Linked DNA regions of Homo sapiens: region 2 is linked to region 1. A link is a contact called in ENCODE Hi-C or POLR2A ChIA-PET data. All regions are on one chromosome and are shown on one strand. Each heading gives the region's core, a stretch centred on a gene start or an enhancer-like site at or near the end of the contact. The rest is flanking DNA. Distances are from core to core; before and after follow the strand shown. Region 1 overlaps ADGRG6 (adhesion G protein-coupled receptor G6). Region 2 overlaps ADGRG6 (adhesion G protein-coupled receptor G6).

The links. A loop is a pair of places that touch in the nucleus more often than their neighbours do. ChIA-PET counts read pairs that join two places held with the same protein, here RNA polymerase II (POLR2A). Pooled maps may share reads with other maps.
Region 2: a loop to region 1 is called in a map of endothelial cell of umbilical vein, with 6 times the contacts of the local background. The contact joins two enhancer-like sites. A Hi-C loop is called at or near these places in 3 of 168 maps with a recorded cell type or tissue (PC-9, endothelial cell of umbilical vein and transverse colon) and 1 of 50 pooled maps. POLR2A ChIA-PET finds 5 or more read pairs at or near these places in 1 of 52 experiments (endothelial cell of umbilical vein).

The regions. Positions count from the first base shown.
Region 1 is chr6:142,372,020-142,378,257 of GRCh38, reverse strand. All of the region lies in intron 4 of ADGRG6 (adhesion G protein-coupled receptor G6), which reads right to left. Among named protein-coding and RNA genes, the nearest start is that of ADGRG6, 73 kb to the right of the region's middle. RefSeq lists enhancers at 2,249-3,448, 3,406-4,007. Within about 2 kb of position 2,842, at least 6 of the 41 ENCODE cell types and tissues checked have a DNase peak (open chromatin) inside an H3K27ac peak, as active enhancers do; they include PC-9 and endothelial cell of umbilical vein, where a contact is called at or near this core.
Region 2 is chr6:142,411,348-142,417,585 of GRCh38, reverse strand. It overlaps ADGRG6 (adhesion G protein-coupled receptor G6), which reads right to left. Exons shown (of 25, transcript NM_198569.3): 18 at 6,175-6,238; 19 at 2,490-2,617; 20 at 1,522-1,790; 21 at 217-313. Among named protein-coding and RNA genes, the nearest start is that of ADGRG6, 110 kb to the right of the region's middle. RefSeq lists enhancers at 3,780-4,074, 3,800-4,094. Within about 2 kb of position 3,950, at least 7 of the 41 ENCODE cell types and tissues checked have a DNase peak (open chromatin) inside an H3K27ac peak, as active enhancers do; they include PC-9 and endothelial cell of umbilical vein, where a contact is called at or near this core.

The DNA of each region.
Region 1 (6,238 bases), core at 1,593-4,092:
TTGTGGGAAAGCAGTTTTTAGGCAAACTACATTCCCAGTATGTTAAAGAGCTTAGAGGTAAAAATAAGAAAAGAAAATCAGAAGAGCTATGATTTAGAGCAAGATATTTAACAATTTTCTTGAACATTTCATCAGTTTCATTGCACAGTAACAAGTATAAATTTCAATATGTAGCATTCTTTTATGGGAAACTGCAACAATTACTTCTCAGTATTTTAGTTAGCTGTTCCTTCTGGGGAACTTCTAGTTTAGCAAATTGACATTGCTTTAAACACTCAATAAACACTATTTTAATATGATCCAATATAACAATAAAAATCACACTGGAATATTTTTAAGTAAAAATGGTATAAATACAAGTGACTAATTTAATTAAAAGGAAATTTAATTGATAAATGAAAACTTGCATTACAAACACACCAAAATAAACAAATACATGAACTATCAAAAGTATATACAAACTTTATTTCTACCCAGTTCCATTTTCAGCATATCTGCATAAAAAGTCAATATCACAATCAGTTTTCTTTGGCTGATGGATTTACACATCAGGAGGTTGTTAAGAAAGAACAAACAATCCACTCTCCTGGATAATGATATGTTTTATCATCAACAAATTGGTTTTAGAATATGATGTGTATGTGTTCACTGATTTTCGAGGCTACCAGAAAGGTGTTTTCAGGTGTTTACTTAATATTAATGAGACAGCCAAATGTCTAGGCAGATAAAAAGGGGCGCCCGGAGAATCTCCCACCCGCCCCACAAGTGTTTACATCAGATGCTTTCGTGCAGATGAGGAAACCTGCCCAGGCCTTGCCTGAGCCTGCCCATAGAGGACTGGAGCCCGACTTGTGGGAGGTGGGTGGAGCCACGGGGAATTCATGCCTTATGCAGGGGAGGAGGCTGCTCTCTCCAGCTCCTGTGGGGACCTGGGAATCAATCAGTGAGGTGGAGGGCCTGTTGGCAGGCCTCCGTCTCACTTTGCTGAGCTTTTTGTTGTTGTTTTTTGTTTTGTTTTTCCTTTTTGCCCAATAAAGTCCTGCTCTACTGACCACTCGATGTGTCCGTGTGCCTAAATTTTCCTAGTTGTGTGACAAGAACCCGGGTTCTAGCTGAACTAAGAAGCAAAGTTCTACAACATTAACAGCAACATTTAGAGCCAAGTTTTCTTGAAAAAAATGTAATCACTGGAAACAGGCAGTTGAGGAAAAGCTCTAAAGCTGTTAATCCTTCTCTATCTGTTGTACTTTCCAAATTATGCTACTGAAAGGAGTCACTATATGTTAATATTTACACAAGTTGTGGTAAAAAAGACTGATGTGTAGCCCACTGCTCCTCTCATACCTACTTAATGATACTCCAAATAACTGAAGAGCAAATCCTCACAATAAGTTGCAATAACAGAAAAATAAAAACAGTAATTCCTTTCATTTTTTTCTTTGCAGTTGCTACTAAGATGAATTTTTCAACTTTTCATAAATAAATATATTTAAAGTGAAATTTAGTCATCTATGTTCATAAAGAGTTTGGGCATCCTCAGAGTATAAAGTCCTTTGCAAAGATAAAATGATTTATCTTAATTTTATTATTTAAAAATGATTTAGTAATCTAAAAATATTACATTCAATCATTTGTTAGAAGTGCAAGGGAGGAGCCAATAATGAATTGAAGTTTTATAGCTATGAAGAACAGAACTGTAATGATTATGAAACGGTAAAAATCCAAGAGTTGATGAAACCTTAGCAAACTCTGTAAAAAATCCTAGAGAGGGAAACAAAAATACAAATCCAGAAATTTCAGAAAAGAATAACAATAAAGTATTTATGAAGTGTGTCTTATCTCTACAACCACAGTAGCTAACCAATGGAAGTGCCTAATAAATGCTTGTTAAAATAAATGTAATTTGTTTGAACTTAGACTATTCATTGCGTTATACTGTACCACTCCCTCAGGAAAGAGTAGTAATCAGTAAAATAAATAAAACTAGTAGAGAAGGCACTGTCTGTTCTTTGTGAAAATTGACGGACATCAGCCAGTATCTAAACTTGAATCATTACACAGGCAAATAAATACTTGCACCTATAATTAAAGAGTCCACTAAAAATTTATCTATCCATGAGGGTCATAAAACTGAATGTATTTAATAAAATTGTTATGAGAAAAATGAAGATGCTATAAAATGAAGCAGATTTACTGCTAAATAAACATTTCGTTTTTAAAAGTATTGACAGGTTTAACCATGTTTTTAAAAATCTGCTGAAAATTTCCTAATTAAGGTAAAATTCCCAAATATTTTTTAGAAAAGTATAGGAAAACAAAGTCATATACTAAAATCGTTAGAGTATTTATTAATAATATATCAATTTTATTAAGGCTAGGATGTTTAATATGTGAAAAAAATGACAGGATATTTTAATGTTGAATTGAGTCAGTTCAATTCTACTATGTTACTTTCGTACTAAAATTTATTTAGCAATATACCTTTGCAAAATCTATTTATTTTTCCATCACAAATTAATCCTGAAATAAAAGCTCATATTTAGCAGACATTGTCCATTCAGTGGAATGCTAGAAATAAATTTCTATTCTCCCATTGGTTACTGTACTGATTAGTTTGTTGGAAATTATAACCATAAACAGCAAGATGCTTTCATTTCCTGGAAAAAAAATGAAAGGTTAAAATGTTAACAGGGTACACTTATCAAAGATTTGCTTAGCTAACAAGCCTTGATATAATCTCTGTTTACAGGTATTTCCTGTCAGTTAATGAGTGACTTGGACTCTTCAACTCCCAAAGCTGATGATTAAGCAGCAGGAAATTCCCTCTCCCATCATTTCTCCTGAAACACAGTCCAGGACATCTGAATGTCTGGAATGTGAGTGTTTAACGTCAACTTGGAATGGCAAGAAGATCACTATAAAAGTTAGAAAGACTCAAATATATTGACTCCGTTAAGTTCACGGTACCCTTTTGACAAAATTACTTTGAAAACTTATAGATGACTAAGATACATGAGTATGTATTTGATGCACTCCGATAATCTTAAGGCTTGGGAAAGGAGTCTCAGGGACAGAGTTTAAGAAATTATGAGAACTGCATGATCTTACTTAAATGTGGAACCTAAAAAGGTTGAACTCATAAAAGCAAAGAATAGAAGAGTGGTTTCCAGGGGCACAGGGGTGGATGGGGCACAGGAGTTGAGAATGTATGGGTCAAAGGATGGAAAATTTCAGTTAGACTGGAGAAATACATTCAAGAAATCTATTGTACAACATGATGATTATTGTTAATAACAATGATTGTATACTTGAAAATTGCTGAGAGATTTTAAATGTTCTGTCTACAAATAAAATGATAAGTATATGAGATAACAATGAAAGTTAATTAGCTCATATTAGCCATTCCACAATGTATACCTATATTAAAACATGTTGTATACCATAAACACATATAGTTCTTATCAATCAATTAAAATAATTTAAAATAATTTTTTAAATGAGTATTCCCAGACATAAATACTAGACAAGGAGACAGGAGACACGTGTTGGAGCCCACCAACTGCCTCTGCCACTTTTTTTTGTCTAAGCTTCAGTTTCCTGGCCCGTATAAAGGGAGTGGCATAAATCAGCATTCCCATTTAAAAGCCCATCAGGGCCAGATGGCCATCTAAAGACAAAAAGGGGGCTGGAGTGGGAAGAATAAGGGGTTGCTAAGGGCTAAAGTAAACTGGGAAGCTCCTTTGAAAGCAGCAGCCACCATTTAGCTCCAGCTGTGTTGGCCATGCAGATATAGTAGCCTAGTGTATTCTGTTTACCAGAAAAATCCAAAACTTCATTTTTATGTGAAATCTAATTGTTTAATATTGGAAATAATTCATCAATTAAAAGCACTGTGTGAAACAAATGTAAATGAACAGGAACAAATAAATGCTACTACCACCACCCATGTCGTAGGGCTAAACTAGCCTGTGGGTGATTGGTTTGTTTTCCCTGGCTGAGGAGATCTAGCAGGTCTTTTCTAGTGCTGTCCAAAGTATGTGGTTCAGCAAAGCGGACTCTCAGTTCTTTAGACTAGTTTCAGGGGGTGGCAAATGTTCTCCTAAAGGGCTAGACTGTAAACATTTTAGGATGGCAGGCTATACTGTATTGATCACAATCAATTAACACAGCCATTGTAGCACAGAGGCAGACAAAGACAATATATAAACTAATGGGCATGGCTGTGTTCCAATTAAACTTTATTTATAAGAACAAGGGAGCTTAGTCCCAGCTACTCAGAAGGCTGAGATTAGAAGATTGCTTTAGCCCAGGAGTTTGAGGCCAGTCTGGGCAACACAGTAAGACCCCAACTTAAAAAAAAAAAAAAAAAAAAAAAAGAAAAGAAAAAGAAAAACAAGTATTAAAAAAACATGTGTGCTGGGCACAATCCCTCATGCCTGTAATCCCACCACTTTGGGAGGCTGAGGAGGGAGGATCACATGGGGCCAGGAGTTCAAGACCAGCCTTGACAACACAGTGAGACCTCATCTCTACAATAAATGTTTTAAAAAATTAGCTGGGCATGGTGGTGCACACCTGATGTCCTACCTACTCAGGAGAGCTGAAGTAGGAGGATCACTTGAGCCCAGAAGTTCAAGGTTATAGCGATCTCTGATGGCACCACTACAGTCCACCCTGGGGGACAGAGTGAAACCCCGTCTCTAAACAAACAAGTAAACAAAAATGCATGGCCTGTTACAGGCCCTCCTAATTTGCCAACCTCTGGTCTAGAGAAATTCTTAGAGAAGCTTAGGAATCCCTGTAAAACTGAATCATACTTTTTCATAGTTAGGTATCCAGGAAGTATTGTGGGAAACAAATATTATTTGTTTGAAACAAATATGTTAACACACTGCAAACCTAGTGTTTTCTCACAGAATGCACTGCTGGCCAGAGAGATGGCTCTTGGACCTTCATACTTCTCCCCTGAGCAAGAATGAGCTTTAGCCTATCCTGGTACTAAATCTAATATCTAATCCTGTTTATGATGAATGACAGTCTAATTTATACTGGTTAGAAGAGCACAGCTCTAATACCAAACTTTCCAAGCTCCAATCCTGGCTTGGCTACTTACTAATTAAGAGACACTGGATAAGTTAGTTAATCTCCACGTGCCTCAGGTTCCTTATTTGCAAAATAGGATCAATTATAGAACCCGTAACATGGGATCTATGGTGTAGGTAATCAACCAATATGTGTTAAGTGCTTAAAATGACATTTAGTACAAAATGTGTGTTCAATTTAAATATAAGTATTAGCAATTATTAACATAGCCATATTTGTTTTGGTTGCTGACATCTTCAAAACATTGTCCCATAAAAAGGCAAATATTAGAATGGTCTATACTATGACTTCTTAATAATGTCCCAGTCTATGGTGAAAAGAGACCCCTGAATTAAAGACAGTCACCCAGAATGCAGGAAGTGCACCATTCCCTCTCCTTATTCTTCACTGTCCCACACCAAACATACACACCTGACTTTCTCAATTTCTTCTCTGATAAAAGACTTCTCAAGGAGTCCCTGAAGGTCCTTTCTAGCTATCCTAACACTGAGAGAAGATCTTAGGGAACATCACCAGCTCTTATAAAGCTCTGCAGTTCCCTTGTGGAACAGGGTTGTGGTTTATCTACTTTCCAACATCCTGCAAGGAAATATCTTTCAAATGACATCACTTCACAGCCTTTCCACCACCTGTAGGAGTGCCATGGACCACACGAACAGGTGGGTAACAGGAGTTCTCAGGCCAGAAGGGCAGGCATGGGTCTGAGAAATTGGGAGGTGGCCTTGAGTCATCATAAGGGTGCTACTTTGCTCAAAGCGTGGGAATAAATTCCCAGTAAACTTCCCTCCAATATCATATACAAATTACTTTTGAATACTAGGCTCCTTCTTCTCCTTTTTAATTGAGAGTTATGTCTGTGACTAAAATGTATATATTATCACTGCCTTAGATTTAGTCATATGACATTTAAAGTTGATAATGAAACTTCTACTTTTTGTGTTTGAATCAGTCCTATAATAAAATAAAGGCTTCCAGAATTAACTTGTGTAAATGGAGAATATTAGGTGGAGATCTATTTTAATACAATTTTTATCACACAGAATTATTTCTCAAAATATTCTGCATTTAGCTACTTCCAATAATAGCACATTTACAGTCTCACAAAGAAGAACCAGAGACAGCACAGTATTTGAAA
Region 2 (6,238 bases), core at 2,701-5,200, 38 kb before region 1:
CCTCCATATGACAGAGTACAATGTTAATATGAAAAAGTGTCTCAAACATTTCAGGGCATTCAACTGAATTAATCTGTGGTGTAGCAGAGATTTTGGCAGTCATGTGAATAAACATCAACCTTTTAAAATGAAAGCCTTGTTATTGGCATGGAAATTAATGCTAAACTTCAGGAAACAAAGGATATCTACTCATCACAAAAAGTTTTTATTACTTACAATTCATCACCTTTTTCTTTCCCATAACTTTCTTTTCCATAGACTTCATTGTTGTTTCTGCTCGCTAGAACAACTGACACCACTAAGGCAGGCAAACCTGTTACAAAAACACCATGACACAAACTCTTTTGAAGCATCTGAAACTGCTTCATAAGACTGCTAATGAAATGTAAAGAAAAGAAATGAAAAGAAGAGAAATGCAAGCAAGCCAACATTCCATATCCCAGATTCAAACTTCTTAGAAATGGCAACTTGGTTAACAACAAAATCCCCTCCTTGGGGTTCAATGTCCAACTCTAACTGGCAACAATCCAAACCTACTCTTAAATGACAGATATTTAAATAAAATTCTGTTTGCTTAGTGGGACTCACTGGAAAACTAAACCTGATTTGTATCAAATCTAGCACTAGTGAATGTGGTTTCATTAATTAAGCCTTGTTAGACTGGCAGAGTTTAGGCAGACAAGGTCATTACAGCCTATTTTGCCTCCTTCTATATAAAGAAAACTCTTTAGAAAAAGTGGAGGAAAAGCAAGGGGGCTATAAAGTCTTTGTAGCCTTCTCTCCCCAGAGATTGAATAAAGTATTTCCATGTATATTTCAGTGGGGAAATGCTATGGCAGGCATCCCAGGTCTCTGAAGAGTGTGCTTATTGCCTCCTGAGGTGGTTTTGAAGGTCTTGAAAATATCTCTCACTTATATTTCCATCTGAAACAGATCTGTGAGAAAGCTCTAAAATGCCTGGCTCAATATGAAGCCTGCAAAAATAAGGGAGCACAATAGAAGATCTCAAACAGGTTAATACAACCACCTATGTCTGACTGAGGACTCATGTTATTACAAAAAGTTCAAGGCAATAATCCTATAAGTATTCTGGTTGCACACGCAAGAATAACATTCTTTCTCTGGTTTCCAAGACATAGGCATGTGTCTGGGGATGAGTGTAACTAGCCGTCTGAGCTGGCCTTTGTATTTTAAAGCATCATGGAAAAGACATCACTGCCTGCCAGCTGCTTCTTCAGACTTGGGTGGGCTGGCTCTGGGCTCAGGAAATAAGTTTGTGGTGACTCAGGGAGTGAGGGCTTTTCCTTTACTCGTGTATATAGTGAGTGCTGTTGATGAGTTTTAAAAAATAAAGTTGTGAAGATGTCCCTTCCTTAGGCTATGTATATCTAATCCATGCCATTCACAATTTTGAGGTTCCTCTTAATGGTACTATTTTTTTTTAAATAAGATTTTTTCCTATGAGAATCTGGCAATTTTCATGAGGGAAAAACAAAACCAAAAAAATTTTAAGAGGCTTACCCCAGCCAATGATGCAGAATTTTAGAATGTATCGGCGAATGTAAGTGTTAAATACTTTAACTAGAGCAATGTACATGTGAATTGCTTCTAGCCCCATCCAGGTAAAGGTTGCCAGAAGGAAGAAATGCAACAGGACTGCAACAGCAATGCAAAGTCCATCCACATTGAAGGAGGTGATCCAGCCATCTAGGAGGAAGAGGAGATTCAGGAACAGCAGGGCTGTGCTCAGGTTCATCAAGATTTTGGAGGGATAATCCCTTCGCAATTTCCTAAAAAATGAAAAAAGGAATCTATGAGAGAACTAATACTGTATATCAATCTTTTAAGCACAGGCCTGTATAAATTCGTATCTTATACAACCCTGCAATGAGATAAGTAGCACCACCTTTCTGATGTGGTTCTGCTAAAAGGAGGGGCTAAGGATATTTATGAGTATTTGGCAAGTTATAAAGACTTTAAAAATATTAGTTTACTTCAAAATTATTTCCAATTGTTTATACAATTCCCAGTTGGGCTTCAACTGAATTTTTTTTTAACCCAGGAAAAATTCTAGAGTTGTAAGAATGACATTTTTCTTAAAAAATAATTTCCCTAAATTATTTGAACCTTTTTGATTTTTAATGAGTTAAAAGGATCTTAAAAAAATTGTTTCAGGACTAATTTTATAAGATTATAAAACAAACATTTTCATGTTTTACAATACAGAAAGCACCTTATATAATTTTTACTTACTTAAATGTTAATCATTTCTAACAGATTTGAATGCATTTTATAAATAGAAATACAGCAATTATAAATTAAAATTCTATAGCTGGAAAATTCATGTTACATAATATATTTTATCAGAAACATGAACATTAACGTTCAACCACCCTACAGTGTATAAATGTTTTTCAAAGCCGAGGCAATTTTCTTATTCACATTTGGAACAGTTAGCAATGGGTTTGGCAGATTAAAAATATACTTACTCAAAAGCAACATATGTCAGGAGAGTTGCTGCTGAAAAAATAGCAGATATTCCACACCCAATATAGCTGATGAAAGTGAGGACTTTAGTGTTTCTTGCATCTAACTGTGAGGCACTTCTTGGAAGGTCCTACATAAAACATGGCGAGCAGCTGTAAGAAACTCTCTTCTCATGAGAATGGTTCTCTGTTTCACTAGAAAGTTCACTGTTAACATTAGAGCAGCTTACTCTCAGGGGCTAAAACCAACAGTGTAAATCAATATTAAAATTTCCATTTATTATATTATTTTCGATCAATAAATAAAAGAAAAAAATGCAGCATTACTTCTGGAAGTCGTTACACATTGTTTTTCATCATTACCTTCTTTCCCAAGCTTTCTGCAAACCGGTATAACCTGAAGATCAAAACCACCAGGACTCTCAACAGAAATTGGAGAGGAGACGGTTGCCTTGCATAATAAACCATCAGGCCCATTCCTAACAGTTGCAGGGCTTGGGGCACCAGTTCAAATGGAGACCACAGTAGTCTATATGGCCAAACCCTCAAGCCTTTAGGTTCCTTGCCAGGTAGCAAGGAGCTCAGCCAGAGGCTGGTGCTGGTGCTGTGACTGCCAGGCTCTAAGGGTGGTGCGGAGGCTCCTAACCCTGGTTATTTCAATGCTTGGTATGTATGAGGTGGGACTGTCTTTATTTTCATAACTGAGATGCCATTAAGACTTTTGGGGGTCATAGACTTTTTTATTCCTATAGTACTGAAAGGATACAATTTAAATTATTTGGGGCTGTTGTGGAGTGGAAAGAAGTAAATACTTTCCAGTGTATTAATATAAAGTATTAATTTCAATGTGCTAAGGGAGACTTACAGGTCTGGACTTGGTAGAAAAATCTTTCTTTTCTGCCTTAAATGGGGGATTGGGATAGGAATAAATCTTGAGGTAAGACCACTCACTCAATCCTGGTTGGAGGAGAAAAGTACCTCCTTTATGTAGATGTTAAAAAATGGAGTGTTCTTACAGAAGGGATGTATTGAATATCTAGCGTAAACTTTTAGGTTTTAAATTATGGAGAAAATGTTTATGATTTTTCCTTCTATATGTAAATTGCCTTTAACTGTCATCAAAATGCCAATAAAATCTGCTACTCACACACAGGCCTTAAGTTGTGTGTGTGTGTGTGTGTGTGTGTGTGTGTGTGTGTGATAAAGAAATGTGGGTTAGTTTCAGGTTTCACTGATGCAGTAAAGAACAGGTACAGTATCTCTGCAACATCAAGCCATGCACGAAGTGATGGAATTCAGCAGAAGCAGAGGCTCAGAGTCTGAGGGGGCTCCCCCTATCTTCTTATCCCAGGAATCCCTTAAAACACTGGGAGAACACGGGGCACCCAGGGTACATGGGATGGGGTTTGAGTTGGTGCCACTTGATTCACAGATAGGCTAACTCAACCAATGATTCATCAGCCCAGAGAGATGAATCATGGTTTTGAGAGATTGCCAAGTGATGTGTCACAAATTCTTGAAAAACCTATGACTTGCAAATCACAATTAAATCCAGAATTTCAAATAGAAATTAAATAAGGCTGCTTACAGATTTGTTTACAGATTTATACACAATTTCATGTTGTTTTGTTCTTTTAGAGAATGAAAATATGAAAACTTTTATGATATAGCCAATATGAAAATGTACTAATCTTCATGAAAGCCAGTTTTAGTACAAAGAAATGTAGCAGAAGACATTAAATTCTTGAAATATTTGTAGACCAGAAGATATAATTATAGGTATGAGGTGCATTGTTTTAGCATCTCATATGGTGAACTGGTGAATGTGTCATGGGACAATGCAGACTCTGGGAATATCTTATACAAGTGAATAAAGAGTTTCTAAGTCAAGAAAAACTCTTAACAAAGTCTTGGTGGTCTGGAAAAACTGAAAAGATAAGAGAACATCACCAAAAAGGATATGTTCTGAAAAGATTTTCTACCAGCAATTTTTAATATTACAAAAACAGACAAGGTAGAAAATGGAAAGAGAACATGAATGATGCTTATCTTCACATATATATATATATAATTAACCATTCAATCAGATAGCAGCAGAAAAAATAATGCGTAATTACAAACTCATAATAAAATTTAGACAATATATGAAGGAACTGGCCATATGAAGTCGTGGGCAGGCAAACTCTGGCTTCATATAAATCATCTCTGAAGAGTAAATTTTGTTACTGTTATCTATTTATTTAATACCAGACTTACAACATGCACATAGTTGAAATATTTAAATGAATTAAGCTAAAGCTTACATACCTGAATGAGTAATCACAAAAAATAAGTGTTCTTTGAAAGAATGCCTGCTATCACTTTTGCAAAAAAGAGAACATGGAAGGAAACTGAATTTTCTTTTATAATTACTTAAGGAAAACATGCAATAGTTAATTGTTCATTTTCATGCTTTGACAGCAAAAGGAAAATATTTGTATTTTAGATAGTTAAAAAGGTGTCTTCTATGATTTATCACCTTTTTAAATGACTTGCTCTTATTCTGCAGAGCATTTATGTACTTGATTGTCAGGAAAATTACAACTTGCAGGGTTGCCATATGACAATGGCCATTTACATAGGCTGAGTAGATTTGTGAGCCAAATACTACATCCCACAGATCCTCAAGGCTTCCTCCCAGTCCCCACAGGAAGAAGGGTGCAAGATTTAAAGGCGGGAATAAACAAAACCTGACGTCTGTGATTCTAATTTGAAAAGCTTTATTGCCTCAGCTCACATCACTCCTATCTCCTATTAAAAAACAAATGTGGTTTGGTCCCTTTATGAAAACCAAACAGAAACAAAGGCTATGCTACAACCCAGAGCATACCCTGGAGACCAGAAAAGTGTTTGCAAAATCACAGGTAAACTGGATAAAAGGGAAAGGTATAAATCTATGGATGAGTTCAAAGAAGTCGCTGGATGCGTGGTGCGTCTTAAAATTTGGTGGGATAAGAAAAACACATTGACGCAATCTAATTTTGTTTAAAACTGTTTGGCAAGCTGGCTAATAAGATAAAACAGGGGCATGGAAGAAGGAAGGAAAGAATGATATAGAGGCCTAAGAGTGACAGAAACATCATAACCATTATCTCTCTTGCAGCTCTGAAGTCTCCATTCTAACCCTAGTCACTAGTCTGTCCTAACAAACTGCAATCTCTAGGAGGGAGATCACTCGGTGCAGTACCAGGTACAAAGCAACGTTCAAATATATTGAATGAGTGACAACATAAGAAAAATTTTTTTGATTACACTATTCACAATTCCCTTCCATGTTAGTAACACCCAACATTTTCTTCTTTAACTTTCTCTCCCTCCTCCCACTTGTCTCCCCGTCCATCTCTTTGACTCTGTTTCTCTCTTAATTAAAAAGTTTCATGAGGATTTTCTTGTTTCTGGGATTATTTATCATCACTGTTAATGCTACAGGAAAAAAAGGGAGAAAGTTCTTTTCTATAATTACTTTCACATATTTTTAATATGTGATCTTTGCTAATTAGATTCTTTATTAAGAATTAAGATTCACGGTACAGATGAAAACTATCAGGAAATAATTCCCAAAATACATAATCTAAAAATACATACAAAAAAGGAGTATGCCATCCAAAGTTACAGCATGTCAAAATGAGCTTAGAAATTCCCCCCTTACCATCAGAACTCCAAAGTGTGTGAAGTGGTTACACAGGCAGACTGTCTCACTTGCATCTGAATCT